Regions from separate parts of the Homo sapiens genome. Here region 1 is linked to region 2. A link is a loop called in an ENCODE intact Hi-C map of the cell type or tissue named here. Cell type or tissue: dorsolateral prefrontal cortex. All regions are shown on one strand. Each heading gives the region's core, and the rest is flanking DNA. Links, peaks and the distances in the headings are about the cores only. Region 1 overlaps LOC102723568 (a long non-coding RNA gene). Region 2 overlaps EHF (ETS homologous factor).

Evidence for each region. Hi-C counts contacts between places; a loop is a spot of excess contacts. Peaks named below come from ENCODE experiments on the same cell type or tissue, not always from the same donor. Only the 100,000 strongest peaks of a DNase experiment are listed, where the experiment ranks them.
Region 1: it touches region 2 in a loop (2.0-fold over the local background); 5 of 110 quality-filtered maps call a loop at or near these places.

The regions. Positions count from the first base shown.
Region 1 is chr11:34,783,490-34,799,459 of GRCh38, forward strand. All of the region lies in intron 6 of LOC102723568 (a long non-coding RNA gene), which reads left to right. Among named protein-coding and RNA genes, the nearest start is that of APIP, 120 kb to the right of the region's middle. RefSeq lists enhancers at 1,093-1,387, 11,977-12,525. In dorsolateral prefrontal cortex, for the core only: no CTCF peak of the experiment used is centred there; a DNase peak (open chromatin) is centred at 9,522.
Region 2 is chr11:34,649,325-34,665,294 of GRCh38, forward strand. EHF (ETS homologous factor) reads left to right here. Exons shown (of 9, transcript NM_012153.6): 5 at 2,218-2,286; 6 at 2,413-2,481; 7 at 7,584-7,646; 8 at 9,209-9,404; 9 at 9,508-13,964. The coding sequence ends at 9,607. Among named protein-coding and RNA genes, the nearest start is that of EHF, 36 kb to the left of the region's middle. RefSeq lists an enhancer at 1,320-1,569. In dorsolateral prefrontal cortex, for the core only: no CTCF peak of the experiment used is centred there; DNase peaks (open chromatin) are centred at 5,677 and 6,947; H3K27ac peaks cover 2,500 bases.

The DNA.
Region 1 (15,970 bases), core at 8,120-10,619, 140 kb after region 2:
GTAGGCAAAAATGGCTTCTTTCGGTTATGAGGGTTGAGGACATCGATCAGTGACCTATAAATAAATGTTGATAAAAAGGAAGTCTCCATATTTTGTTTACCAACCTCAGGGCACAGTAGGAACCAGATAGTAAAATGGAGGCAAGTGCCCTGTGTTAAATGAACTGAATGAACCCTTCTCTCTTCTCAACTTCAGCTTTTGCTCTGTGTCTTCCTGGCTGCTTAGGTTCTCTGGTACCATGTGAATCCTTCTTTATACACCAAGGGGCTCTGTTAGGGCTGGAGGTGTCCTTTCTTTCACTATGACTCCTCCATCAAAAGCAAACATAGTAAGATATCAAGTTGGCAAAGCTTCACCTTCAACCACCACTTTAAAAGTTAGCAAATTGATTCACAGATGTGATCTTTGCCAAGTCACTCAGAAGTAGATGGGAACAGAGATGAGGTACTTAGGGAGGGACCCAAAGGCCTTTAATATTGATCAAAAGGGTTGCCCAACAGACAGAGACTCCCAGTGTGAAGTGCCCAAGACTCAGGAATGGGGTGGAGAGTGTCGTGACAGGCTTTGTGGCCATTAAGAAGAAAGAACTGCTTCTCTGAAGCAAAACAAAGGGAGTTGGCTCAGAGTGATGCTGGGTGCACAGATCATGGGACTGTTTGGGGCATGACCTCAGTGCCTCCTGTGTGACTATCTCATATCAGGTTAGTGGGAGTCCGAAGGGTGAAACTGAGGTCAATCCATGTTTGCCTTGCACTTGTTTGTCCTGTTTGGGCTCCTGTCCATCTCCTACAGCCATAGGTGGTCTCCTCTGCAGAAAGTAAGGAGCGGGAGTAGAAAGGGACAGGTTTTATCTCAGTCAGGATTACTCTGTATAGCCTGTGTGTGCTGTGGAGGTAAGGAAGGTAAGGGAAGATGACTCAATAACTCATTTGCTTATGTGTACATATTTGCAGGGCACTGGGCTAGGTACTGGATATAACAATAACAATAACAAAATAATGACTATATGTGTCAGGACTGTGTCAAGTACCTTCCTTGATGAGTTTATTTAAATTTCACAACAATCTTATAAGGTAGGTGCATTATTCACATTATACAACTGAGAAATTTGAGGTTTGGAGAGGTCAAGTAACCAGCCCAAAGTCACACACCTGGCGAGCACAGAAATAGAATTGAAATCCAACTTTGTCTCTGTGCTTTCAACCATCGTAAATATTTGGGTAAATTTCAACATTCAAGAGGTTCAAAGTCTAGTGGGAAAAACAGACAAACATGTGAGAGGTGTGGTAATTGCTAAAGGGTTGATCAGTTTTAGCCACAGTACAGCAATTGGCATAGCATGAAAATTATCCTCTGAAGCTTTGAATTATAATTAAGTCCCTTTTATATCCTCTAAAGCAAGGTTTTTAAACCTTGGGACTATTGACATTTTAGGACAGATAATTATTGTGGGGGGCTAGCCAGTGCATTGTGGAATGTTTAGCAGAATCTGCTTATTAGGTGCAAGTGGCACTGGACCCCAGTAGTTAGTGATAACCAAAAATGTCTCCAGACATTGCCAAAGGTCAGCAGGGGGCCAAAATAGCCCTGAGTTGAAAACCACCACTTTGCAAGAATGAAACAACTTTAAAAGGCAAGAATTATATCTTAATTATCATTTCATTCCTTCACCTTGCACCCCAACATACACATATGTATAGAACACTCCACCCAACAGCAGTAAAGTACACATTCTTTATAAACACCCTTAGAACATTCTCCAGGATAGACCATATTCTACACCATTTAAAAGTCTCAACAAATGTAAAAGAATCAAAATTATTAGATGTATGCTCTCTGACCCTAATGAAACTAAACTAAAACCCAGCAATCGAAAGAAATATTGGAAATCTCCAACTATTCAGAAGTTAACACATTTCAAAACACCCTATAGGTATAAGAAGAAGTCACAAATGAAATTTAAAAGTATGTTGAGCTAAAAGAAAATGTAAACACAGTGTAACAAAATTTATGGATTGCAGCTAAAGCAATGCTTAAGATATGTTTTTAACTTTAAATATATATAGTCTAAACAAAAAAGTTCAAATATGAATAATCTAAGATTGTATCCCCATACACAAAAGAAAGGAAATAAAATCAGGTATGTTGAAGAAAGGAAAAATAAAGATTAGAGTAAAAATCAATGAACTAGAAAAAAAATGGGAAAAAAAATTGGTCACACCAAAAGTTGATTCTTTGTAAAAATCAGCAAAATTAATAAACATTAACCAGATTTACTAAGAAAAAAAGAGAGAAGACACAAATTATTAAGGTCTAGTATAAAATCATTACACTACAGTCACTACAGAATCTACAGAAATTAAGATATTATGAGAAATATTATGAAGAGCTTCATGGCATTAAATTGGGCAACACAGAAGAAACGAACACGTTTCTAGAAAGACATAAATTATCAAAACTGACTCAAGAAGAAATACTAAATCTAAGTAGATAATATAACGTAATAAAATTTAAAATATTTCTTCCACACACAAAAATACTCAGGACCAGAGTGATGACTTTACTGGTGAATTCAATCAAACATTTAAGGTCAAGATAATACCAGTCCTACTCAAACTATCAGAAAGTAGAGGAATAAAAAGCATTTAGCAACTTATTTTATGGGGCCATTATTACCCTGATACTGAAGTCAGACAAATAAATTATAAGGAAAAAAAATTGCAAACCAATATCTTTCACAAATGTAATCATTATGTAAACAAAATATTGGCAAATTTTATCTACAACATATTAAAAGAATTATCATGACAAAGTGGATTTTATCCCAGAATGTAAAGTCTATTTAAAATCCAAAATTCAATGAGTATAGTACACCATATTAATAGAATAAAGGGTAAAAATTATATGATCATTTCAATAGACTCAGAAAAGCATTCGACAAAATCCAACACTTATTCATAATAAAAATCTCAGCAAGCTGGAAATAGTTTACAAAATCCTACAGCTAACATGATGTTTAATGGTGAAAGACTGAATTCATTTCTCCTAAAATTTGGATTAAGGAAAGGATATTCACCCTTACCACTTCTTTTCAGCATTGTACTGAAGTTTCCATCCAGTGCAGTAAGTCAAGAAAAAGGAATTAAAGTCATATAGATCAGACAGGAAGAAGTAAGATGACCTTTATTTGAAGACAGGTGGCTTTGTATTAGAAAAAAAAACTATTAAAACAAGTAAACAAATTGAGCAAGGTCACAGGATACAAACTCAAGATACACAACTAATTGTCTAATTGTCTTTTTATATTATTAGCAATGAACAATCCAAAAATAAGATTAAGAAAATAATTTAATTAATAATGGTATCAAAAAAGAACAAAATACTTAGGAATAAATTAACATAAATAGTACAACATAATACTCAAACCAACAAAATATTCCTCAGAGAAATTAGAGATCCAAATAAATTGAAAGCCACACCCTCCTCATAGCTTGAAGGACTCAGTATTTTTAAAATAGTAATTCCCTTCAAATTGATTTGTAAACTCAACACAAATTTTATAAAATTCCTTCAGATCTATTTGTATAAATTAACAAGCTAATCCAAAATTAATATGAAAATGCAAAGGACATAGAAGAGAATAAACAATTTTGAAAGAGAAAGACTAAGTTGGGGAATTTATACTACTTAACTTCAAAATTAAACCTTCAAGAATCAAAACAGTGTAGTGCTGGCATAAGTATAGACATACAGCTCAGTAAAACAGAGTAGGGTATCCAGAAGCAAACCCGTGTATTTATGATCCATTGATTTTCAACAAAGATGCCAAGGTAATTCAATGGATGAGAAAATAGTCTTTTTCTAAAAATGAAGCTGGAATAATTGGATATCCATATGTAGCAAAATCAACTTAGATGCTAACTTACTCTGCACATAAAATAGCAATTAAAAATGAATCATAGATCTAAATGTAAGCACTGAAAGTATAACATTTCTAGACGAAAACATAGGGAAAAAAATCTTTGTGACTTTGGGTTAGGCAAAGAGTTCTTAGATACAGCATGAAAACCACAATCTATAAAAGGAAAAACATTTCTAAATTTGACTTCATCAGAATTTTTAAATGTTTGCATTCTGAAAATACCATTAAGAATGTGAAAAGACACACCACAGACTGGGAGAAAATGTAATAAATCATTTACCTTATAATGAACATCTATTTGAAGTATGTAAAGAACTTTTTCACTCTGTAAGAAGACAACCTAATTGAGAACTTCCAATAAATTTGAAACAGAAACCTCACCAAAGATACATAGAATACAAAAAGCTCAAAAAAAGATGCTGAACATCATTAGTTATTACAGAAATACAACTTAACACCACACTGAGATACCACTATATACTGACTAGCATGGGATTTTTTTTTAAAAAAAAGACATTTTTGCATTTCTGTAGAAAAAGCTTGACTCAAAAATCAGTTGATAAGGTACAGATTCCTGTCTTTGAATCTGTCACTAAAAGACAGATTCCTGTGCCTCACTCCAGAATTCATGAATCAGATATTTCACTGATTCATAATCTCTGGTGGATGCTTAGGAGTAATACCAGAATTTACATTTCAAATGAGTCCCTTGGCATTTTAAATAAACATTACATTCAACAACTATTAATGTAGGTCTTTCTTTCGCCATTGTGATATGAGAAAATCAAACTAGAATTATTTGTAATATTTTTATCTCTATAATTCTATGCTTTTTTCATCCTATATTTTTCCCTGTCTCTTTCAAAGCCCCTAATTTTCCCTGATCAGATTTTTAAAATTTTATGCATTTTCTAATAAAAGGATAGGGCCTCCTTGCAATGGATTCCTCCCTCCCAGTGAAAGGCCTACATTCTAATTATTGATAATACATGAGTTCATCCAGATGTGTTTTCAGCGTTTCTAGATGTCTCCTTTCATCCACCATCAATCAGTGCAGGAGGGTGGGCTTTGTGCTTGGCAGCCAAAGCCGATGAGAGTGAGATGCTAAGGAACCAGACCAAGGATTCAGATGGTGCTGCTACACTGCTCCCAGTGGATTTCATACTCTGGGTCCATGAATCCTGCCTTGACTACAATTCAAAGGGGCCTAGTGTAGGGGTTGAGAGTGTGGCCTCTGGAGTCCAGTACCTGAGTTCAAGTCCTGGCTCTTCCACTTAGTGCCTCAGACACAGTCTGACTTCTCTATTCCTATTCCTCACCTGTAAAATGCAGACAAGCGTATTCCTGACTCACAGGTCCTTACAAGGACCAGATGGTTAATATTTGTAAAGTGCTTGAAAGAGTACCTGGCATATAGTAGGGCCTGTGTAACTGGTTTGTTAAATAAATTGACCTGTTTGGGTTGATTTCAGGTATTAATTTCCTGTGGCACAGTTCTGAGACATCTGAGCAGTGCTTGCGATCATGTGTGAGGTACAGATGTTTGCTTTTGGGTGTCAGCATTTGGGGATGACAACACAGCCAGATGGGCATCTTGGAAATTGTGTTCCAAGAAGACCTAGAGTTCCATTGTGTGTGTGTGTGTGTGTGTGTGTGTGTGTGTGTGTGTGTGTGTGTGTGTGTGTGTTTTGAAGTGAAAAGGACAGATAGTAAACAACTAAGACTAATGAACAAGATACTCTCAGATAGTAGTATTATGAAATAAATAAAATGGGGTGATGTGATAGCAAGACACTGTGGTCTTGTTAAAGATGATCCCCCTGGGCTGCCTCTGTCTCATCCCTCCCCAGTCGCACCCAACCCCAGCCTACTCCCTGCCCAAGATGGGGCAGCCAGGGCCAAACAGTCGTACATGTGTAGCCCACATCACCACACTTGATTTGCTTCATTCCCAAGGGTCAAATAGGCCAATTTCCCACATCCTGTGCTTCCCTCTATTTAAAAGCCCTGAATGACTATTCCAGTGACACTCCTTTGAAAAATTTTCCATGAACTTCGGGCTAAAACCTTCCTTTATTTAATTTCACCTTAATTGCATCAATTAGGCTCCTTTCATGTTTGCTCAACAAACTCTTTTGTTTCTTTCACTCAGCTCTGAGCAACAGCTGCCAAGTGGAGTCTTTGTTCTGAGGCCTTTTTTTAATGGTCTTCACACCAATCTTGTTTGTTTTCCTCAGTGGCAGCTCTGAACAAACCTGAGAAGGTGTTGCCATTAAGCCACAGAGGGCAAGCTTAGTTGCCAGCTGCCATTTACCCCTCATCCAGTTCCCGGAATGGAAAATGAGGCCTTTCTTCTCTCATTTTGAAGGGAACATGTTTGGTTTGGTTGTGTTGGGAGAGGTGTCAGAGCCCTCAGATAACTGAATGCTCCTCAGAGTCTCACTTATGACACCCCTTCTCCCATCCCCAGTCTTCAGTCCCTCAAGTCACTTTTGCTCTTTCAAGCTATAGAGATTTCATGGCTACCTCCCTGCCTGTAGTCTTCTCCCACTTCCTCCATTCTCACAGCTGGCAGAGAAAGATCATTCTAAAATGGATCCCATCAGACCACTCACATGCTAAACTCTTCCATGGCTTCTCACAGAATTCAGGGTACCTTGCTCACTCCTTAGCTTGCTGCTCCAAGTTCTTCAGGCTTGACTCTTTAGTTTCAAGTTCCTCAACCCCTGCAACCCACATGAGGAAGCTTTCCTCCAAGATGGCTGCAATCAAATTTCCTCCCTCCTTCTGTAGGCAAGCCATTCCCCTACTAAGGTAAAGGGCTCTTACTCCCCTCCCCTTGGATCTGGGTTGGCTGCAGTGACTTGCTTGATCATAAGAATGCAGGAGTATGTTCTGGAACTTCCAAAGCTAGGTTACAAAAGGCTTCCTAGCTTTTTTTTTTTTTTTTTTTTTTTTTTTGAGATCGAGTGTCACTCTGTCACCCAGACTGGAGTGCAATGGCGTGGTCTTGGCTCACTGCAACCTCTGCCTCCGGGGTTCAAACGATTCTCCTGCCTCAGCTTCCAGAGTAGCTGGGACTACAGGCAGGTGCCACCACACCCGGCTAATTTTTGTATTTTTAGTAGAGATGGGGTTTCAGTATGTTGGCCAGGCTGGTCTTGAACTCCTGACCTCGTGATCTGCCCACCTCAGCCTCCCAAAGTGCTGGGATTACAGGCATGAGCCACCGTGCCCCACTGGCTTTGTAGCTTTTACCTGGGCTTCTTGAAATACTCACTCTAAGATTATTTACTCTGGGGGAAACTAGCTACCCTGAGACTGCCATGTCATGAGAAGCCACATGGAGGAGCCCTGGATAATGAGATAATGAAATATGTAGAGAGGAAGGGAAGCCAAGAAACACCAAGGCACCAGAAATGTCAGTGAAAAAAAATCTTGAAAGTGAATCTTCAGCCCCAGTGGCCGTAGGTAATGCCAAGTAAACGAGAGATGAACCATCCAGCTGAGCATTTCTGCATTACTTACCCACAAAATTACAAACAAAACTAAATGGTTGTTTTGGGGTAGTTTGTTATACAGCAATAGACAACCAGGAAGTCACTTCCTCAGACAATTCTTTCAGACCTTGAAGTCCACCCTAAGCTATCATGCATATTCCCATGCCATCGTCCTTGCACCTGCTACTGTCTCTATCTGAAATTACCTTTCCATTCTCTGCATGGCCAACTCTTGCTTTTTCTTTGGAAACCTAAGTACTACTTTCTTTGGCAAGACTCTTTTTTTAATCTTTTCAGTTTGTGTAGGACAGGTCCCCTCTAACATTCTTTCAACAAATATATATTAAGCTTCTACTATGAGCCAGACACTGAAGCTTCAACAGTGAAGCATATTTCCATGTTGCTCTATGGTTCCCTGTTATATCAAAGACTGCATTCTGTTTGAAATGGCTTCTACCTTTATCTCACAACAAGCTCGCCGAAGGCTGAGGCTGTATGCTTCTCTATGTATATCCTGGGCATCTGGCGTAGTGCTAGTACATAGTAGGTGCTCAATAGATTCCAACTAAATTAACAAATGAGTTGTGATCTTCAGCTGGTGTTTATATGAACACTTGAGTTTAGGTTTGGCTGATTTCTGCCAAGTCCAGCTTCCTGAAGTGGAAGCATTGTCAAAACCCTGAAATGATAGTGGTGGGAATGAAGTCTAATAGCAAACTTTCTGGTTTGGGTACCCTTCAAATGCAAATGCACCAACACTAAGAACCCAGAGTTGGAAACCCTTTAGAATGAGCACTGGGACACACTTGTCCTGAAATGCACAAGAAAATCTTCTACTTTGATGGTGAGAGGGAAGATCAGCAGATGCAGCATTCACATCAGTCTGCACTACATAGGTATATGAACCTCTGAACTTAGTCCCTCTGTCTCTTCTGCCCTGGGGGTAGCAAACATATAGGCAGATGGGAGGAGGCCAAACTCCAAAGGCTTTCTGTTTTGTTTTGAATATACCAAGCAATCTGAGAAAGAGAACTTGCTCTTAAAATGAAAGTAATGTGTGCTTGCTTGGGGCTGGATACAAAAGAAAGATTTATCAATGTTAAAAAACTCCATCTGTTTTTAGGAAGCTGCCTTGTGGTTACCACTTCTTGTGCCTATTATTTCATGCTAAGGAGCCACACAGACCGTGTGGCAGTTTTTTGCCATTATGGCACAGAGAGAGCAAAAGCCCAGAGCCCGGAGAAACAACAAGCAGTTTGTCTATTATCTCAACCAGGGCTGAATTTACCTCCTTCACTCCAGGACCTCTGGCAATGACCAGAGACATTTTCAGATATCATGTTGGGGTAGGGGTGGGGGTGGGGGACTACTGCCTCTAGTGGATAAAAGTCAGGGATACTGCTAAACCTCCTACAATGCACAGGACTGCCCCCATTACAAAGAATCATCCAGCTCAACGTGTTAGTAGGGCCAAGATTGAGAAACCCTGGCTTAAGGCACTGGTTTCAAGCTTCAGTGTACATCAGAATCACTTAGAAGGCTTTTTAAGACACAGGTTGCTGGTTTGGGAGCCATGGAGTAGGGCACAGGAATTTGCATTTTTAACAAATTCTCAGGTGATTCGGATGCCGCTCCTGGGACAAACGTTTGAGAATCAATTGTCTAGAGTTTCCCTTCCCTAAGTAGTAGAAGCTGAGTGTGGGTACCACTTGCTGGGGCATGAAGGGAAGGTCTAGGAAGGGGGTCTCCATATAGGCCTTTTGGGGGTCCTCTCTGGCCTCTCAACAGGAATCTTTCCTTTGGGTCAGTGAAATTCATACTAATTCAGTGTAAACACCTACTCTGGGTTGGAACCTGAAAAGCAAAACAAAAACATTCATGAAAGAAAAAGCAGCCTGAACCAGGAAGGGAAATGAGCTGCAACTGGGGTCAATTTTTTGGCACATTCCACGGGACTCACAGAGCAGGTAACAATAGCTCCAATTCTCCAGAGGGGCAGCCAGATCAACAAAAGTTCAATTAGTAAGTCTTGGCAAATAAAGGCAACAAACAGTTTGGCAATAATAAATTAAGTCCATGCTTGGCTTTCACCCAGGCTCGTTACTGTCTCCCTGCCAGGCTTTGTGAAAGAGTGGCTTTGAAGGCTCCTGAAAAGGGTTCATTTCTTGAACAATTCTTGCTTTTGTTTGCTGCCATTCTCTTCTTTTCTTTGCTCCTTTCTTCACTTATCATGAAGGGCACTCACAGGAGCATTCGGCTTCTGTCCTCCCAAGAGTATGACGTTCACTCCTCTTCTTCCCAAGAAGGTACAAGGAGCCCACTGTCAATTCTGCTGTCACCCATAGAGGACATCCAGGGATGAGAACTAAGGGACTGCAGATTCAAAGAGATGAGCTTTCTAGTTTAAAAATTCAATTTCCAAGAAAACAGAGAACAAAGGCTACTGACGCTTAGAGACACTGCTTCCATTTTGAACATGTTTCTAAGGATAAGGAAATGAAATCATTTGGTGAACATGCCAAGCACCTTGAAGCCTTGCAAATTATAGTGTGGAGTCCACATTCTCCAAGTCCTCTGTGTCCCCTAAGATGTGGATATTAGCATTAATGATAATGATAATTATCTAATATTTACCGAGTTTTCCTGTGTGTCAGATATACTTCTAAGCATTCTACATCTGTTCTTTTATCTATTCTTTTTAGGAAAGCCTGCAGGATTGATATTTCATTATTCCCGTTTTGTAGTTGAGCAAATAGAGGCAAAGAAAAATTAAGTGTCTGAAATGGGGTCATTTTATTTTCTTTATGAAACAGTGCAGCCTGATTCTTGCCAATGGTGTAATCATTCTGTGCTATGTGGATATTCTCCAACTTGTAGAGTGTCCTGTAGCAGTGGTGTACTCTCAAGCAGATGTCTCTACTTTAGGCAAACATGTTGTGAGATACCAACTCTTACCACCATTGAGTGAGGTCCTGCTGGCAGTTAGTGTTTTAACTGTGCTTTGGCTGCTACCACTGATGATTTGGGGACAAGGAGTAATGCTTGGGTTGTACTTAGGCAGCACTGAATTCACAGAGAGAACATAAAAGGGAAAAGAGACCTGCCAACAACAACAAAATGAAATGGCAGATCTAGTTTAATATGTTGGGAAATCCAGTCCCATCGGGTGATTTTAGGTTTGATTTTACTGATCATCAAGGTCACCCCTTACTTGCATTCCCAGTTTCCCAGTGGAGGCAGTGGAGGCTAAGAGGATGAACCTATCCAAGAATACACAGTAAATGGTAGAAGTGAGACTAGAACTTGGGACCACTGACTTTCGTTCCTGTGTTATTTTTATTATTCCACTCAGACTCTCCCATTGGTACATCAGTGGTATGAGCCAGATGGAATTTCTGGACACAGAGGATTTAGTAAAATTCACAGAATCACAGAGTCTTACTGTCTGGAGAGATCTTGCCTGGTTTAATTGCCTCCCTTCTCGAAAGATGCAGTGAGAGCCACAGGGACATTACAGGCATTTCTCTGTTTCTGCATTGAGAGCTGTGAGCTCCACACCCCTGGGGCTGAGGAGCATTGACTAGCCCAGTCAACAGATGGTGTGGGTCCCCTTGTGCGCTAGGCACTACCATGTGTTACGGGGTCAAGTAAAATGATGCCTTTTAGACAATGTTCCTATAAGAGCCTAGGATCAGAGACCATGTCCCCAGCTTCCACAGAATATCGAGAGAGAAGCAGGAAATCAATATGGGGAAAGAAAGTTGAAGTTGGGTTGCAGGGGTTATAAATGCCAGGCCAGACAATCTTAACTTTACTCTGAAGACAAGGAGGGACCACTAGAACTTCTTAAGTCGATCTTTGATATGGATAGAGTTTTGCTTTGGGAAAAGGAAGATGGTGTGATGCCCAGACTTGTGGGCCGATATCAGATGGCAGAAATGGCAGCTAGATTACTGTAGCCATCCAGACAAAAACTAATGTGGTGACTCAGCAATTTTGCATGTAGGATGTATCAAATAGAAATGAAAACCTAGGTCCATGTAAAGGCTGTACATAAATGTTCATTATAGTTTTACTCATGATAGTCAAAACAGAAACAACTCAAATAAATGTCCATCATTTGGAGAATGGATGAACAAATTATAATTTATTTCTACGATAGAATACTACTCATCAGTATTAAAAAAAGAATAATGGATGCGGGAAACCGCATGGAGGAATCTCACAGACATTATGCTCAGTGAAAGACGCTGAACAGAAAAGAATGCATGCTGTATTATTCCATTTATATGAACTTCGGGAACAGCCAATCTAATCTAAGATGAAAAATCAGAACAGCAGTTGCCCTGGGGGACAGGAGTGATTGGCTGGGCAGGGACACAAAGAAACTGGGAGATAAAAATATTCTAGATCATGATAGAAGCATGATTAAATAGACGCCTCCATTTGTCAAATTTGCACACAAAGATTTGTGCTGTGTAAATTCTGTATAAATTTTATCTTACTTAGAAAATAACTGTAGAATAATAAAAATAATTGAGCCAGGAATACAGAATGGCATAATATTGATAATTATAAAAACTGAGTGATAGGCACATGGAGGTTCATTATACTATCCTGTTTAGTTTGTATATGCTTAACATTTTCCATAATAAAGAATTAAAATAAGTATTGGGCCTGAACCAGGGCAGTGGGAAAGGAGAAGCCAGGACAGACGAAAGCACTGTGGGTATATTCTTGAAGTATCTTGACAACTACTTGGCTGTAGGGGGTGGTTTTCAAAGGCAAATGTTAACAATGACATAGAGTTTCAGTGATGAAGCCTTTAGCAAAGAATAAAAGAGGTTTTAGAGGGGTTGGAGGAGGTTGAATGTGAGGCTATACTGATTCTGAAATGCTGCTGGAATGAAAGCAAGGAAGCACTCAGCAGGAAGACAGAAAGGAAGGAGGATGACATCCTACCTTGAGTGTCATCCTCCTTCCTGTCATCCTGAGTGCAAGATCAAGGGGGAAACTTCAATGATGGCAATAAATTTTTGCACAGGCTTGTACATCACTAAGCTAACCACAAGTCCCCAGAGTTATCTACATTGGATGCTTACAATGAGCCAAGCCTTGTTTCCCACTGGGGCTACAGCCTAATGGGAGAGACAGGAACATCAATACAAATGCAACATAATGTGGTTAGTGTGAAGATAAATGTATGCAAATCATGTTACCAGGGCCCAGAAAGAAAGCTCTTGACCCAGCCTCGCTGAGAGAGAAAGGAGAAACCAAAACCAAGCTATCCTTGAAGAAGACCCCTGAGCTTAGATGGAAACCATGGCCAGCTGGTGCTTGTGGAGTTTAGAGACTTCCTGGATGCCTGGGAAAACCTCATGCTGTGATCCTTATACTTACCACTTGAGCTAGAATTCCCATAATTGTAGACTTCTGGAGATGAAATGAACCCTGAATTAGATTCACAGAACATTTATTGGGCACCTACTATGTCAAAGATATTGTGCTAGCAATACAGTTTGACTGTGTCCCCACCCAAATCTCATTTTGAATTGTAGTTCCCATAATTTCCATGTGTCATAGGAGGTACCCAGAGGGAGATAATTTAATCATGGGGGTGGTTACTCTCATGCTGTTTTCATATTAGTGAGTAAGTTCTCACAAGATCCAATGATTTTTAGTTTTTGTTTTGTTTTGTTTTGTTTTTGAGATGGAGTCTTGCTCTGCTGCCCAGGCTGAAGTGCAGTGGTGGGATCTCAGCTCACTGCAAGCTCCGCCTCCCAGGTTCATGCCATTCTCCTGCCTCAGCCTCCCCAGTAGCTGGGACTACAGGCACCTGCCACCATGCCAGGTTAATTTTTCGTATTTTTAATAGAGACAGGGTTTTACTGTGTTAACCAGGATGGTCTCAATCTCCTGACCTTGTCATCCACCTGCCTTGGCCTCCCAAAGTGCTGGGATTACAGGCATGAGCCACTGCACCTGGCCAATCCAATGGTTTTATAAAGGGCATTTCCCCCTTTGCTCAACACTTCTCCTTTCTGCCATCATGGGGAAAGTTTGGAACTTCCTAGAGACTTGTTGAATAGCATTGTCCAAAATGCTGATAGTGATATGGACAATAAAGTCCAGGCTGAGGTGGTCTCAGATGGAGATGAGAAACTTGTTGGGACAGGAGCAAAGGTGACTCTTGTTATGTTTTAGCAAAGAGACTGGAAGCATTTTGCCCCTGCCCTGGAGATCTGTGAAACTTTGGACTTGAGAGAGATGATTTAGGGTATCTGGCAGAAGAAATTCTAAGCAGCAAAGCATTCAAGAGGTGATAGAGCATAAAAGTTTGGAAAATTTGCAGCCTGATGATGCAGTAGAAAACAAAAACCCATTTTCTGGAGAGAAATTCAAGCTGGCTGCAGAAATTTGCATAAGTAACTGCAGAAATTTGTATAAGCATAAATTTGAAAGACAATGGGGAAAAAGTCTTCTGGGCATGTCAGAATTCTTCATGGTAGCCCCTCCCATCACAGGCCCAGAGACCTAGTAGGAAAAAATGGTTTCCTGGGCCGGATCCAGGACCTACCTGCTGTGTGCTGCCTAGGGACTTGGTGCCTTGCACCCTAGCCACTCTAGCCATGGCTAAAAGGGGCCAAGATACAGCTCAGGCCATGGCTTCAGAAGATGCAAGCCCCATGCCTTGACAGCTTCCATGTGGTGTTGGTCCTGCAGGTGCACAGAAGATAATAATTGAGGTTTGGGAACCTCCACCTAGATTTCAGAGGATGTGTGGAAATGCCTGAATGTCCAGGCAGAGGTTTGCTGCAGAGGCAGAGCCCTCATGGACAACATCTACTAGGGCAGTGCAGAAGGGAAATGTGGGGTTGGAGCCCTTACAGACTCTGCCTAGTGGAGCTATGAGAAGAGGGCCACCATTCTCCAGACCCCAGAATGGTAGCTCCTCTGACAGCTTGCACTGTGTGCCTGGAAAAGCTGCAGACACTCAACAGCAGCCCATGAAAGAAGCTGGCTGGGGAGCTGTACCCTGCAAGGCCACAGGGGCAGAGCTACCCAAGGCCATGTGAATCCACCTCTTGCATCAGCAAGTCCTGGATATGAGACATGGAATCAAAGGAGATCATTTTGGAACTTTAAGGTTTAATGACTGCCCTACTGGATTTGCATGGGACCTGTAGTCTGTTTGTTTTGGCCAATTTCTCCCATTTGGAATGGTGCATTTACCCAATTCCTGTGCCCTCATTGTATCTAGGTAGTAACTAACTTGCTTTTGATTTTACAGGCTCATAGGTGGAAGGGACTTGCCTTGTCTCAGATGAAACTTTGGACTTGGACTTTTGAGTTAATACTGGAATGAGTGAAGACTTTAGGGGACTGTTGGAAGGGCATGATGGTATTTTGAAATGTGAGGACATGAGATTTGGGAGGTGCCAAGGGTGAAATGAATGATATGCAGCCTGATTCAAGATGAGATTTGGGTGGGGACACAGCCAACCCTCATCTTGAATTGTAGTTCTCATAATCCCCATGTGTGGTGGGAGGGACCTGGTGGGAGGAAATTTAATCATGGGGATGGTTACCCTCATTGTGTTCTCATGATAGTGAGTGAGTTCTCATGGTTTTATAAGGAGCTTTTTCCCCTTTGCTTGGCACTTCTCCTTGCTGCTGCCATGTGAACAAGGATGTGTTTGCTTCCCCTTCCACCATAATTGTGAGTTTCCTGAGGCCTCCCTAGCCATGCTGAACTGTGAATCAGTTAAACCTCTTTCCTTGATAAATTACTCAGTTATGAATATGTCTTTATTAGCAGTGTGAGAATGGACTAATACAGCTAGGTACTGTTGAGTGATTCAAAAGTGAGAAAAAAATACATTCCCTGCCTTTAAGGAGCTTCTACCTAATAGTGGAGACAGAGGCAGCTATACAACTCTATATCACAGAAGTTGATACATGAAAAAAGCAGTAACTTACTATACACATAAAAAATATAACACAAAGAAGGGAGATGTACAACTAGGAGATCATAGGACATCCCATTCATTTTACAGATAAGGAAAGTAAATTTCAGAGAATTAATGTCACCTGTTCAAGATTGCATAGCTATTCAATAATTTTGATTGATTTCTGAGAATACTGAGCTATTTGATCCTAACTCTTGCTTCCTGACCTGGGCTTCATCTCTATTTCTGTGGCAGCATTCCAACTCTTATGTATTTACTGTAGTTAACACTCACTCACCCACTGCACCTGCTTTTCTACTCCCCTTTGATATAATGAACACTGGCTACAAAGTACTCAGAGTGGATAGAAGTCATTGCTTCCCTGAGTATGAGCTTAGTGCAATATGTTATAAAATTCAATCCTGGACAAATAGCACTACTGACTTGCTCCCTTTGGAAGCCAGTCTTGACATCAATTAAGCCCTTTACACAATCTCTAATTTGTGATTAAATACATTTTAAAAATACAATTAGTTTTGGGCTGGAGCTACAGAGGCCTTTGATTCATAATTGGCTGATTGTTTCCAGAAAATTAACCA
Region 2 (15,970 bases), core at 4,680-7,179:
TGGTTGTGGCATCATCCAGACCTCAGGCCAGCAGCCAAGGAAAAGCAGAATATATGGTGGGCCTCCCCACCTTAAAAAGTGTCAGGGGAGTGGCCAAGTTTGGAAAGAGAAGAGGAAGGGGCAATGTCTCCTCTTCTCTCCCTCCTCCCTTGATGGGTGTGTGTTTCACAAAAAGGGTGAATATACTAACTTGGTATTGTAGTTAACAAATTTTTAGGGGCCCTGGGGAGCTTCTGCAGAGATGTACAAAGGTACCTGCAACCCAGCTCCTGCCTTAGGTGTGTTTTTATATGAAGGACAAAATGCTGGGCTCTGAGCAGAGTCTACAGTCCCATAGCATCTACATTCATTTTCGTTTCCTTTCCCCTGTCCTAAATCTCTCTCCTGGAGACTGTCCTCCAAAGTCCATGAGCCATCATAAAACTGTGCAGCAACTATTGCTCCTAAGTCACTCCCCATGTTCATGCCTGGGAGCCTGGGAGCCACGTGGGCCAACCAAGCTTTCCATAGACCTCCCTGAGGATGTGTCCCAGTCACCAAGGACAGAATTTGACCTGCAGGTGATTTGTGAGTCACTTGGGGCCAAAATTGGCCCATGCAGTTATTTACCCTTTCATAAGTGGGCTGGCCTACCATTATTAAAGAAAAAAGCAATAGCTGCTAAGCATGCAAATTAGGCTTTGCTAGCCCTGCCTTTCTCTTCAGAGGCCAGGGGATGGGCCATCTGGATGTTCTGTGCTTTACAGGCCTGGCCTTGCCCTAGAGATGGATGCAGGACTTGGTCAGGAGGATGGCACCCCCTCCCCTGCTTGACCTGTCAGATAGCCCCACCGAAGGAGCCAGGGTAATACTGGAGAGGTCCCAAATAACTTGATAATTCCTTCTTGACCATCCAGACATTCTTGTGTTGCCAGTTCAGAAAAGCTGAGTGGAAGGGTGGAGAAGAAGGTCCACCCTAGGAGGAGGGGAGAAGAAGCTCATAGAGGGGCCAACACCCCCATACCTCTTTGGTTCAGTTTGTTTTCAGAGACAACAACAGGTGTACAAGGTGACCCAACAAGGAGAGAGGGTGTAACCCCAAGAGATTGGGCTTGGGGTGTCCAAACATGTAGCTATTAGCTAAAATACCGGCTAAATCCCTATGTCGTAAACACGAGGACTTAGCCAGTAAGTCAGGTTTTGTATCATTTGTGCTATAAAAACAAAATGAAACTCAGTCAGTGGCTTACACCCCGGCCCTAAAACTCAGAACCCAGCAAGGAGGGGAGCTGAGGGTAACCTAGGTCTGCGGTGAGGAGAAAGCAGGAAGTTTCTGGTGAGGACGAGGTGAGAGATCTTACAGCTTTTGGCTAGCCAAGAAACAAAATGCTTCTGTTGGAGACCAGCCCAGATCTGGGGGTTGCGTAGGAGTTGAGCTCCATTTGGGGTAGGTGGAGGGGAGTTCCCTTTGAATCTGAAATCTGAAGAGTCAGTCAAAGTGAGAGGTGTTTACCGCAGCACACAGAAGAAAGAGAAAGAGAGACAGAGTACAAGAGCACTTCTTTTCTGCGATGGGGCAGTGGGGCTTCACTCTTAAAAGGTGTTTGTTTGATTTAGTAACACAGTCCACCCCTTCTCCTTGGTTTTGTTTTGAGAATTTTATGTCATCCTTTAAGCTAATTGGAAAAATCCTAGAGGGAGGGGGCTGTCACCCAACTTGGATGACAAATCTCTGGATTTCAGCAAGGAAGAAACTGTGATAAGATTGACAAGACTCTTCCTGAAAGAAATATCATTAACCCCCCAAGGCCTCATTAATTATTTATTATACATTTAAATAAATTAATCCCTAACAAGGCCTTCCCCCCCACCACACTCTAGGGTAAAAATATTCTGGTGATTATGCAGTAGAATGCAGAACAAAGCCAAGCCAGGTTAGGAAAATTCCCAGGAACCACTTGGTCTAGGACAGGTTCCCATTCTTGCAACTTCTCTCACTTCCCTAAAAATGCAATAGGTACAGAACACATGGATGAGGCCATTTCCCCGAGGATGCTGAAAGGAAAATTAGACAACATTATTATAAAGTAACGCAGCTGAAGCAGAATCATATCCCTTGTCTCTGAGGACCACTCCTCACCCCCCATACTTTGTTGATGAACAATGAATTAGAAAACGCAGCCTCTTCTCCCTGGGGAAAAGAGATCGCTGACTATTCTCCTTCTCTATTTTTTGTAGAGCCTTCCATCATGAACACCTGGAAAGACGAGAACTATTTATATGACACCAACTATGGTAGCACAGTAGGTAACTAACTCCCTGACACTTAAGGCCCTTTACATTCTTATTCAGTTTGTCTAAGAGCCACAGTGTTCTATTGTGAGGTGGGGGGAGGGGGTGCTCTAAATGTCCTTTATCTTTTCATGGCCACAGATTTGTTGGACAGCAAAACTTTCTGCCGGGCTCAGATCTCCATGACAACCACCAGTCACCTTCCTGTTGGTAAGCTGTCATCACATCTGAGGCTGGGTATGCCTAATGCTTAGGGAGAATCAGTGGGAATTACCAACACTCTACATTTCTGCCTTTCTGGAGTCTTTCTAATTAAAGGGCTAGGAAAGGGATGGGGTTACCATTAGACGAGGTTTGCTTTTGAGGCAATATTTGTACATCGAAGATGACCCGTAGGGATCCTCTAGGCAAAATGTTGGTCTCCTACGAAACTAGTCACTCTGTTGTGACAATAAAAGTTGTTTAGGCTTTTCTTTATTTTCAATGAAAACTTACTCTTGCAATATAGCTGCTAAAATTATTCATATTTGGGTATACTTATGGGAAATAAGGCTATATTTAATTTTCAACAAACTACATTTGGCTTTAGAGAAAGAATACCTCATAGTAAAATTCAAAGGTCCGTGAACCTGTAGTGATAGTTTCTGGGTGAAGGGGTAGCCATTGGAAACTTCCAGAATCCCCACAGTTACACTATTTTGTCAGTTTTTAAGTCTAATTCCGATGACTCATCAGTGCTCTCTAATCAGTCAGAGCACCTGCATTTTATGAGTTACGTTCACTTTAGCTGCATTTGGTTAAGCTTGGATGCAACTGGGGCTATCCATGCTCCTTAACCAAGGTTACACTGGGTGAGAAGTTTGGGATGTTGGGAGTCTGGGAGAGGGGATTTCAGATTACCACCCCCACCTACAAATAGGTGCATTGGCGTGTACAGTGTGGGAAATGGTTGAAAGAGGATCTTATGGTTTCCCGTGATCTGAGTATGAACTTGTGGATCTCTTTGGGTCTATGAAATGGCACTTAGACATCAGTCACAAGTGATAGTGCCTCTCTCCTGGAATTAAATTTGGAGCAACTTCAGAAATGGGATTTAATTGGGTCTTTGTGAAAGAAATTAGTCTGCAACCCTTCCTTCCTCTTTTTTTCTGTTTTTGTTTTTGCTTTTGAGAACTGAAATAATGAAAGGTTTTGGTTTGAGGTTTTGTTTGGGTCAAGCCCCTTAAATGAGATGGGGCTGGGAGCCAATGTAAATGCTTCTGGAATTGAGATTAAGAGCTGAGGCCAGCATAGCTCTCGACTTCTCCTTCCCCCAGTGGTCCTTAGCATTATGTGTCACTTGAGGTATTTGTTAAAATTAGGGAATAGATCAAACACTGGCAAGGCTTGGCTGTGTATTTGCTATTCTGGGGGAACTGAGCCAACCGGGGTAAAATTTCTGTGGCAATCATTGCCACTCAGTCAAGACCATGGGGTTCAGGGCTGAGGAAACCTCCCAAGTCACACTCTGAGTTCCTCTGCGACTTCCTACAGTGTCATCTCCCACATCCTTCCATCCTTCCATCCTTCCATCCTTCCATCCTTCCATCCTTCCATCCTTCCACTTGGGTCTTTGACTTACGGCAAAAAATTCCAACTAAGAATAAAGCTGAACCAACCACTTCCTGAGCCTCAGGGGCTAGTAGGTCTTGAGGCACCCGGGAAACAAAAACATCATAGTTACAGCTCTGCTGCCCTGACAGCTGGGCCATCCTCTTTTCTACATCTTGACTTACACCTTCTAGAATCTCAAAATCAATAGGGGCCTTAGAGGCCAGTTTCTGCTTTTGCATTTGCAGTAGCAAGGAACTCGCTCTCTCCTGAGTCCACCGATTGTATTTTTCAATAGTCCTTCTTAAGATGGGCTCAGGAATCTTCTCTCCTTACCCTTCTGATCCTTGTTTGCTGCAGCTCCCCATTTCTATCCTGTGATTGTAACCCAGGCTGGAAAATGAGATCAATCACCCAGGCCCTAAAGAATCAATGCAGTCTCTGGGGTTGGTGTATTCATTGGGGTAATAGCCCTTCAGTAGGATAGTTAATTACAGCCTTATATGGGTCAGTTTCTTTCAGAATAGTTTATAGTCTCTACTGCATGGAAGCAGAACCCCGGAAAAACCTTGGTCATTTGCCTGAGTCTTTATTTTTCGAGCTCCCATGTAATTGAATGCAGTGAAATATCTTTCTATGTTTTAATGCTAGTTACCAGCTGAGCTAAGGCGAGGCCCAGCGTAAACTGATGCCCTCTGTGATAAACGCAGGTGGGGAAATAGGCTTTGTTTTGATTTCTCTGTCATCTGCCCATTTCATAAAATGCCCGCTGCCGGTGTCCTGTTCTGCTCGACAGTCCTCCAGCCTGTCATGCCAGCTCGGGCTTGATGTGTTTATCCACTGACTTGTTGAGCCTAAAGCTAGGGTGGCACGGTCTATTAGAACACTGAAATTTGTATATCCCGTAAAGAAATGGCTCACAGCTGAATCATATGCAAATGCTTCTAATCTTTGCTTCTTGCGAAGCAGCTTAGCTGAAGTCACGCTCTCTCACTTGCATCACAAACCTGTGGCTTGTTGCTGCCCCTGCCTGGACTGGATAGGACCTTGGCCTGGAGTGCCTGGGAGCCAAGCAAGAGAAAGCCAGGCTGGACAACTTCTCCAGGGCAAGCCATTATTTTATAAGAATGAATCACTTAACCACATGGCTAACTTCAAAGGTCTTGACTTTTATCCTAGGGCAGAAGAAGGACACATATTAAAGAGAGGTTAAAGATCAAAAGATATCAGTGGTAAAGCAGGCCAGTGATTCCACGGCTTACCCCTGCACACTGCAACAGGCAGAGAGGTCTGGAAGAAATTAGGTTCTTCTTTTGCCTTTGACTGCTTATTCCCCTTTATGATGATGGAAAGATTTTTATTTGGGGATTAAAAAAAGAACGTTCCTAGCTGGGTGGAGCCTAGCTTGGGTAAACGGCTGACAACTCAAAGAATATTTCCTCATGGTTTATCTAGTGTAGAGGTTTTAGAGTCCATGGACTGCTGCATGGGCCACAGCCCCCTGAAATTGTTGACAAAATTTCATGTGTACATATATGTGCATTTTTTTCTGAGGAGAGGGTCCAAGGTTTTCGTCTTATTCACAAAGGCACCTGAACTCTGAAGTAACTGATTCTAGATCAACTAGGAACCCACAAACAATAATTGAGGCCAATATACTGAGAGACTCTTGTATTTTTCTGAATTCAACTCCTGGCTCTGAAATAATGGCCCTGCATCCCTCCTGGATGTCATTTGAAAATGAGCTTTGCTTGTGGCCTGCTGGGTAAATGCCACTCTTTGTCTGCAGTACAACGTGGCCCTGTCAGAGTGATGTATCACTTGGAAACCGGGGTGGATGCCAGACCTGTCGCAATATTGTCACATCCTGATGGGATGTTGCAACCTCACCCTGCAACCTACAGGGAGGGAGAGTGAAGTCTCCTTGCATTTCCTGTGAATTTGTCCTCTCGGATTTCAGAGAAACCCAAGTCAGGTGCAGGCCCTGCTAGTGACAATGCCAGGAGAGAAATTCTTAACCAGGATGAGAGGTTTCTTGTTTACTGAGGTCTTATTAAATCCCTCTCTCCATCCTGCCATGACGTTTCGAGAAATTGCTGGGAACACTGAGTCTTGATTAGCTGGGTGATAAGATGGTTGAAAGGGCCCATGAACGTTGGGAAATATAGAATTGTCAGATTGAAATTATCTTTTCTACTAACAAGAGCATTACAGAAGTGAACCTGATTCTTGGCAAGAAAGGCTTGTGTGAAATCTGTTATGTGCAAAGGGAGATTATGTGCCGGCCACCATTTCTGGAAATGACATAGAATCATGGTTATGAGTAAAGCTTCTGGATTCAAACTGTTTGTGTTCATATCCTGGCTCCACATTCCAGCTGTGTGACTCTAGTCAAGTCATTTGACCCCTCTGTTTCTCAGATCCTCCACAGCTGAAAACTGTGGATCATATTAGTACCTGTGTCATAGAGTTATTGTGTGAATTAAATAAAGTGATTCATTTAAAGTGCTTAGTACAGTGCCTGGTACATAGTAAGTGCTCAATAAACAGTAGCTTTTTTTTCTTAACCAATTTAATTAGGAGCTAATGGCTGGCAGTTCATAGCTTTTTTGAATAATAGGCTTCTCCTGATAATTGAATGGATGCTGTGAACCCTCTCCCTTCATATATGGTTTCAGTCAGTCCAGGGGCCCTTGAAGGCCACACTGGGTCAGTGGACCCTAGTTTAGGAAGGGCACATGAAAGAGATCAGTTTTACTGGCCCAATTTCTTAAAATAATTGGCTTGTATTTAGGGACTACTTTGTATTAAAATTGGCTGATTTTTGAGTGTGAGAGTCTTTGTAAGATCTACTTTGGTCCTCCCAATACACACACACACACACACACACACATATACACACACACACTCACACTCACACACACACGGCTAGATCATTTAGTTTTCTTTCTGAGAAGAATTTTTATTTCCCAGGTCCGCCTCCATCATCTCCTCTTTGGTAATAGTCGCAGAGGTTGCCATAATGAGTCATTTGTTAAACTAATCTGTGTTTCCATAGTCCACTGTGGCCCTCTGTATTGAGCTTGGGCCACTCAATGGCGCCTTTGTCAGGCTGATTAAAATGTAACTTTGCATGCCAAAAAAGGGCACTCCTCTGGCTTAAAAGTCATCTTCCTTTGTTATAAATGTTTACATTTTTCTATTATGCTAAAAAAAAAAAACCACAAATTTTTCAATGATCTAAATCTTTCAATGGCTTCCATCTTTCTCAGAGTCATGTCCTTAAAAGTCCCATAAGGGATTAATGATCAGAACCTCAGCTCCTCCCTCTCTGCCTCTTACAGCATGCATATACCAAACACACATCAACCTCAGGGCCTTTGCACTTCTATGTTACACATGGAAGGCTGTTGCACAAGCTCTCTGCATGACCTTTTCCCTCATATCCTTTAGGTCGTGGAATCAGAGAGGTCTCCTATGACCACCTTGTATCAAATTGCAAATTATTCCCAAGTCCATACATCTATCTCCATTTCTTAACCTGCATCATTTTTCTCCATAGCATTTATCATCTCTGTTTTGTTTGGTTCACTAGCACATACTCAAAGGTGCCAGGCATGCAGTAGGTGCTCAGTAAATATTGTTTAAATGAGTGGATGCATGAATAAAAAAGAGAATTATAGGAAATAGGTCAATTAAACGCCTCTCATTTTTCTCCTTAGCAGAGTCACCTGATATGAAAAAGGAGCAAGACCCCCCTGCCAAGTGCCACACCAAAAAGCACAGTAAGTTGGCTGGCTTTCAGATGGCCTTTGGTCCTTCCCATCACATCGGGCACATCTGGAGGCCACTAGTTTTTTGGCAAATATCGCCTCTGTCTGCTGCCTTCATGTCTTCATCCCAAACAGGGTGGAGTGAGAAAATAGAGGCATCACTTGCTAGCAAAGTAAGCCCCCTCTGCAGCTGTTTCTCAAAGTGGAGCCCCACTGGACATTTCCTCCCTGTTCTGTCATATGTGCTCTAAAACTGAGACACCCAGTGCCTAAGAACTGCTTGCAGGCATGGGGTTGGCAATTTCCTCTCTCCCAGAAGAAAAGGGTGGGAAGAGGAGCGAGATAAGAAGAAACAGCTGAGATGTATCATCCTTTCTTTTGCTAAATGTTGGCCTCCTACCTTTGTGGAGTTACCATTCCAAGAAATGACTGTTTTTTCTTAAGATTCAACACTGCTCTTTGGGAGTTGGGTCTCCTTCAGTAATAAAATCTTATGAACATATACGAAATATCAGAGACATGGAATTGTGGGTGGAACACAGAAAGAAATCAAGATGGTATAATCTAGGCCTGTAATCCCACCACTTTGGGAGACTGAGGTGGGTGGATCACTTGAGCTCAGGAGTTCAAGACCAGCTTGGGAAACATGACGAGACCCCATCTCTACAAAAAAATACAAAAATTAGCTGGGCATGGTGGCACGTGCCTGTAGTCCCATCTACTTGGGAGACTGAGGCAGGAGGATTGCTTGAGCCAGGGAGGTCTAGGCTGTGATGAACTGTAATTGCACCACTGTACTCCAGCTTGGGCCACAGAGTGATATCCTGTCTCAGAAAAAAAAAAAAGGTATAATCCAGAAATTATGAGGAATTAGAATGTCTTTATCTGCTCTTTCACATAATCCCACAAAACCATATTAATGCAACCCCTCGAAAGGTGGGTGGGGTGGGGGTGGGGCATCAAAAATTCAGTGGGAGTAAAGTTGAATTTGGTTGATAATCTTATTGCAGTAGTGGCTTCATTTTCAAATTGGGTCCTCCAGTCCCTGCGTGACCACCCCTTTCCCTACCACCCTCATCTATTCTGGGAGTAAACATTCTAGACCCTTACTGATTTGCATTTGGCTGAAACACAGTTGCTGGGTCAAAGCAATTTAATTGGTTGAGATACTGGATAAAAGTGGTTGAGAGTTGCTCTCTGGGGAAGTAACAGGTTGAAGTGAACCCCAAGCAATTTGTGGATAATAACTAGAAGAAACTTCCCCCTGGCTTAGGAGACCTAAGACCTATTGCTTAGTCTTGGCTATGTCACTAGTTAGCTGTGTGATCCTGATCAAGTCACTTAAGTTCTCTGTGCCTCGGTTTCCTGATTTGTAAAATAAAATATTGTGCTAGTTTATTCTTAAATACCTTTTTAATGTCCAACATCTGGTGATTCTGCGATCCATCTTCCCTGACAAGTAGGGGAGAAATGAGTATCTCCTACTTGCAGGAAGATGACCTAACTCAATGCTCTCTGCCCTATCTTTGCTGTGACTTAGATCATTAGTAACCTGCCTTTCTGCTTTTCATCAGACCCGAGAGGGACTCACTTATGGGAATTCATCCGCGACATCCTCTTGAACCCAGACAAGAACCCAGGATTAATAAAATGGGAAGACCGATCTGAGGGCGTCTTCAGGTTCTTGAAATCAGAGGCAGTGGCTCAGCTATGGGGTAAAAAGAAGAACAACAGCAGCATGACCTATGAAAAGCTCAGCCGAGCTATGAGGTGAGGAGTTTCATGTCTCTGAAAACAAAAAGGCTGTACGACCCATTATTTACCTAGCAACCTTCATCGGATCAGTCACCTTATGCAATCTCCTTTGTTACAGATATTACTACAAAAGAGAAATTCTGGAGCGTGTGGATGGACGAAGACTGGTATATAAATTTGGGAAGAATGCCCGAGGATGGAGAGAAAATGAAAACTGAAGCTGCCAATACTTTGGACACAAACCAAAACACACACCAAATAATCAGAAACAAAGAACTCCTGGACGTAAATATTTCAAAGACTACTTTTCTCTGATATTTATGTACCATGAGGGGAACAAGAAACTACTTCTAACGGGAAGAAGAAACACTACGGTCGATTAAAAAAATTATTTTGTTACTTCGAAGTATGTCCTATATGGGGAAAAAACGTACACAGTTTTCTGTGAAATATGATGCTGTATGTGGTTGTGATTTTTTTTCACCTCTATTGTGAATTCTTTTTCACTGCAAGAGTAACAGGATTTGTAGCCTTGTGCTTCTTGCTAAGAGAAAGAAAAACAAAATCAGAGGGCATTAAATGTTTTGTATGTGACATGATTTAGAAAAAGGTGATGCATCCTCCTCACATAAGCATCCATATGGCTTCGTCAAGGGAGGTGAACATTGTTGCTGAGTTAAATTCCAGGGTCTCAGATGGTTAGGACAAAGTGGATGGATGCCGGGAAGTTTAACCTGAGCCTTAGGATCCAATGAGTGGAGAATGGGGACTTCCAAAACCCAAGGTTGGCTATAATCTCTGCATAACCACATGACTTGGAATGCTTAAATCAGCAAGAAGAATAATGGTGGGGTCTTTATACTCATTCAGGAATGGTTTATCTGATGCCAGGGCTGTCTTCCTTTCTCCCCTTTGGATGGTTGGTGAAATACTTTAATTGCCCTGTCTGCTCACTTCTAGCTATTTAAGAGAGAACCCAGCTTGGTTCTTTTTTGCTCCAAGTGCTTAAAAATAAGTTGGAAAAAGGAGACGGTGGTGTGGAAATGGCTGAAGAGTTTGCTCTTGTATCCCTATAGTCCAAGGTTTCTCAATCTGCACAATTGACATTTTTGGCCGGAGTGTTCTTTGTGGTGAGGGCTTTCCTGTGCATTGTAAGATGTTCAGCAGTATCCACTCATGGTCTCTAACCACTTGACACCAGAAACCCCCCAGCTGTGATAACGCAAAATGTCTCTAGACATCACCAAATGTTCCCTGGGGGTGGCAAATTTGCCCTTGATTGAGAACCACCAGTTTAGCTAGTCAATATGAGGATGGTGGTTTATTCTCAGAAGAAAAAGATATGTAAGGTCTTTTAGCTCCTTAGAGTGAAGCAAAAGCAAGACTTCAACCTCAACCTATCTTTATGTTTTAAATGTTAGGGACAATAAGTTGAAATAGCTAGAGGAGCTTCTTTTCAGAACCCCAGATGAGAGCCAATGTCAGATAAAGTAAGCATAGTAATGTAGCAGGAACTACAATAGAAGACATTTTCACTGGAATTACAAAGCAGAATTAAAATTATATTGTAGAAGGAAACACCAAGAAAAGAATTTCCAGGGAAAATCCTCTTTGCAGGTATTAATTCTTATAATTTTTTGTCTTTTGGATTATCTGTTTACTGTCTCATCTGAACTGATCCCAGGTGAACGGTTTATTGCCTAGATTTGTACTCAGAGGAATTTTTTTTGTTTTGTTTTGTCTTTTAAGAAAGGAAAGAAAGGATGAAAAAAATAAACAGAAAACTCAGCTCAGGCACAATTGTCACCAAGGAGTTAAAAGCTTCTTCTTCAATAGAGGAATTGTTCTGGGGGTCCTGGAGACTTACCATTGAGCCATGCAATCTGGGAAGCACAGGAATAAGTAGACACTTTGAAAATGGATTTGAATGTTCTCATCCCTTTTGCAGCTTTTCTTTTTGGCTCTCTCATGTCCTTGGCTTGCTCCTCTATTCTACCTCTCTTTCTCCAGCAATAATATGCAAATGAAGACATGTATCCATAAGAAGGAGTGCTCTTCATCAACTAATAGAGCACCTACCACAGTGTCATACCTGGTAGAGGTGAGCAATTCATATTCAAAGGTTGCAAAGTGTTTGTAATATATTCATGAGGCTGGAAGTAAGAAGAATTAAAAATTTGTCCTAATTACAATGAGAACCATTCTAGGTAGTGATCTTGGAGCACACATGAATAACTTTCTGAAGGTGCAACCAAATCCATTTTTATTTCTGCCTGGCTTGGTCACTTCTGTAAAGGTTTAACTTAGTGTTGTCAAGTAACAGTTACTGAAAGAGCTGAGAAAAAGAACAATGAACAGCAACGATCTTGACTGTGCAACTCAGACATTCCTGCAGAAAAGACATATGTTGCTTTACAAGAAGGCCAAAGAACTATGGGGCCTTCCCAGCATTTGACTGTTCATTGCATAGAATGAATTAAATATCCAGTTACTTGAATGGGTATAACGCATGAATATTTGTGTGTCTGTGTGTGTGTCTGAGTTGTGTGATTTTATTAGGGGCATCTGCCAATTCTCTCACTGTGGTTCCTTCTCTGACTTTGCCTGTTCATCATCTAAGGAGGCTAGATCCTTCGCTGACTTCACCATTCCTCAAACCTGTAAGTTTCTCACTTCTTCCAAATTGGCTTTGGCTCTTTCTGCAACCTTTCCATTCAAGAGCAATCTTTGCTAAGGAGTAAGTGAATGTGAAGAGTACCAACTACAACAATTCTACAGATAATTAGTGGATTGTGTTGTTTGTTGAGAGTGAAGGTTTCTTGGCATCTGGTGCCTGATTAAGGCTTGAGTATTAAGTTCTCAGCATATCTCTCTATTGTCTTGACTTGAGTTTGCTGCATTTTCTATGTGCTGTTCGTGACTTGGAGAACTTAAAGTAATCGAGCTATGCCAACTTGGGGTGGTAACAGAGTACTTCCCACCACAGTGTTGAAAGGGAGAGCAAAGTCTTATGGATAAACCCTCCTTTCTTTTGGGGACACATGGCTCTCACTTGAGAAGCTCACCTGTGCTGAATGTCCACATGGTCACTAAACATGTTATCCTTAAACCCCCCGTATGCCTGAGTTGAAAGGGCTCTCTCTTATTAGGTTTTCATGGGAACATGAGGCAGCAAATCTATTGCTAAGACTTTACCAGGCTCAAATCATCTGAGGCTGATAGATATTTGACTTGGTAAGACTTAAGTAAGGCTCTGGCTCCCAGGGGCATAAGCAACAGTTTCTTGAATGTGCCATCTGAGAAGGGAGACCCAGGTTGTGAGTTTTCCTTTGAACACATTGGTCTTTTCTCAAAGTTCCTGCCTTGCTAGACTGTTAGCTCTTTGAGGACAGGGACTATGTCTTATCAATCACTATTATTTTCCTGTTACCTAGCATGGGACAAGTACACAACACATATTTGTTCAATGAATGAATGAATGTCTTCTAAAAGACTCCTCTGATTGGGAGACCATATCTATAATTGGGATGTGAATCATTTCTTCAGTGGAATAAGAGCACAACGGCACAACCTTCAAGGACATATTATCTACTATGAACATTTTACTGTGAGACTCTTTATTTTGCCTTCTACTTGCGCTGAAATGAAACCAAAACAGGCCGTTGGGTTCCACAAGTCAATATATGTTGGATGAGGATTCTGTTGCCTTATTGGGAACTGTGAGACTTATCTGGTATGAGAAGCCAGTAATAAACCTTTGACCTGTTTTAACCAATGAAGATTATGAATATGTTAATATGATGTAAATTGCTATTTAAGTGTAAAGCAGTTCTAAGTTTTAGTATTTGGGGGATTGGTTTTTATTATTTTTTTCCTTTTTGAAAAATACTGAGGGATCTTTTGATAAAGTTAGTAATGCATGTTAGATTTTAGTTTTGCAAGCATGTTGTTTTTCAAATATATCAAGTATAGAAAAAGGTAAAACAGTTAAGAAGGAAGGCAATTATATTATTCTTCTGTAGTTAAGCAAACACTTGTTGAGTGCCTGCTATGTGCACGGCATGGGCCCATATGTGTGAGGAGCTTGTCTAATTATGTAGGAAGCAATAGATCTCGGTAGTTACGTATTGGGCAGATACTTACTGTATGAATGAAAGAACATCACAGTAATCACAATATCAGAGCTGAATTATCCTCAGTGTAGCTTCTTGGAATTCAGTTTCTGGAACTAGAGATAGAGCATTTATTAAAAAAAACTCCTGTTGAGACTGTGTCTTATGAACCTCTGAAACGTACAAGCCTTCACAAGTTTAACTAAATTGGGATTAATCTTTCTGTAGTTATCTGCATAATTCTTGTTTTTCTTTCCATCTGGCTCCTGGGTTGACAATTTGTGGAAACAACTCTATTGCTACTATTTAAAAAAAATCAGAAATCTTTCCCTTTAAGCTATGTTAAATTCAAACTATTCCTGCTATTCCTGTTTTGTCAAAGAATTATATTTTTCAAAATATGTTTATTTGTTTGATGGGTCCCAGGAAACACTAATAAAAACCACAGAGACCAGCCTGGAAATGCGTGTTTCATTCTTCAATAAGCCATTCAATGCTGGGCTTAGAGAAAATGCACTTAGCCTCTAGCAACAGAACACATACAGCTTCTGCGTTACTTTACTCAAAAAGCATTTATCGAGCATCTACTTCGTGCCAGATATTGTTCTAGGCACCAAATTATAGCAGAGGATGAAAGAGACAAAAATCTCTGCTCTCATAAAATTTATGTTGTATTGAGTAGAAACAGTCAAGAAAAAACACAAATAAATAAATAAAGCATAGCATATTGGATGTGTAGTAAAGAAATATAGAGGAACAGAGACTGCTAGAGCACTTAATACAATAAGGGCATGCTGTAAATTTAGGCAGTGTTAAGAAGGAAACATTTCAGTAAAGAACTGAAGGATCTAAAGGAAGGAGCCACACAGATATACAGATAACTGGGGGAGTGCTCCATACTGAAGTGATGTGAGAGGGTCCTAAGGTGGGTGTGTTCCTTATCATGCCCAGGGAACAGTGAGGAGGTCTGTTTGCCAGAGTAGACCGGCAATAGTTAAGAAATGGTGAAACAGAGGTACTGGTGGGCCAGATCACATAGAGGCCATTACGAAGGCTCTAGTTTTTCCTTTGCATGCGTGTGATGGAGATACTAGAGGAGTGACATGATCCAACTTCTGGTTTAAAAGGATTCTTCTGGCTGTTGTTTTGAGAATGGATTGCAGGAAGGCATTCAATGCTGGATATAAAGAAAGGTAGAAAAGATGACCCTTATATCCAGGTCTCTAATACAATACTTAAAAATGTCACCAGGCAGTAAGTGAGCTCCAGTAGTTCATAGCACGTTTCTCCCTGGGTCCAGAAAGCCTCAGCTATTTAGTCACATAATTTCATAAATGATCATGAAATCAATAATAGCTAACTACTCTGGGAAGATTCACTTGTCCCAGGAATTATGATAATGCTATTTACATATATTATTATATTCATTTCTCATATAAGCCTGGATTTATAGATATTATCTCCAATTTTCATATGAGGGAAATGAAGATCAGAAAAGTTAAGTGACTTTCTGAAGGTCACACAGCTGGTAATAAGGGGTAGATCTGGCATTGTTTACACACGTCCCTCTTTCCTCCCTACCATCCCCAACGCAAGTCCATGTTCTACCAGTAATATTTCTCTAGTTTCTCAGGACGCTAATGTTTTACACACACACACACACATGCACACACATAGAGGTTTCTATAGTTAAACAGAGCTAGTTACTGTAAGACTTCTCAGAGTTTTTACTATGATAATGTGCATTGTGAATCTACAAGAGAGGGAAAAAGTGTGCCCACTTCCCTAAGCCTATTTGACGATGGACACCTTTCATCAAAGGAGACCTCATGAAACCAGCACCCCTTAGGACACTCCTAATCTTTAAAAATTACTTCTCAGAAGAGGCAATATTTTTCATGTTTGGGCCGAATAAGTTTTCTGATAATATTTCTGCACATCAAACTTGGCCAGCTTTGAATATATTCCATTTTTTCCTCCTTGAGAAGAAATCCCTCACTTACTGACCTGGGCATTATTTATCTGCGTTGATGCATTTCTCAGTAATCACAAAGACCTTGCAAAGTGACTCTTTGAAAACTATGAACCCTCCTCAATTTTAACTCATTAGAATTATCTACTCAAAACTACAGGCTGTAGCCCCAGGTGACAATTTAAGTTTAAATTACTTACAATTATATAAATTAAAATTTAAGTTTCTAATCACACTGATCCACTTTTCAAGTGCCGAATAGTCGCATATGGCTAATGGTTATTTTATTTGACAGTGGAGTACAGAACATTTCCATCATCAGAGAAAATTCCATAGGACAGTACTGTTCTAAAATCTGACCTGGGAGGGTCGGGTAAGGGTGGAAAGGATAGTGATCAAAGCTAACCAACAGTGAAATAAGATTCCTGGGAGCCTTAGAAACCAAAGGTGACCCTGAATTGTAGAGAACAAAAAATAAAGATCCAAAGCAAATAACT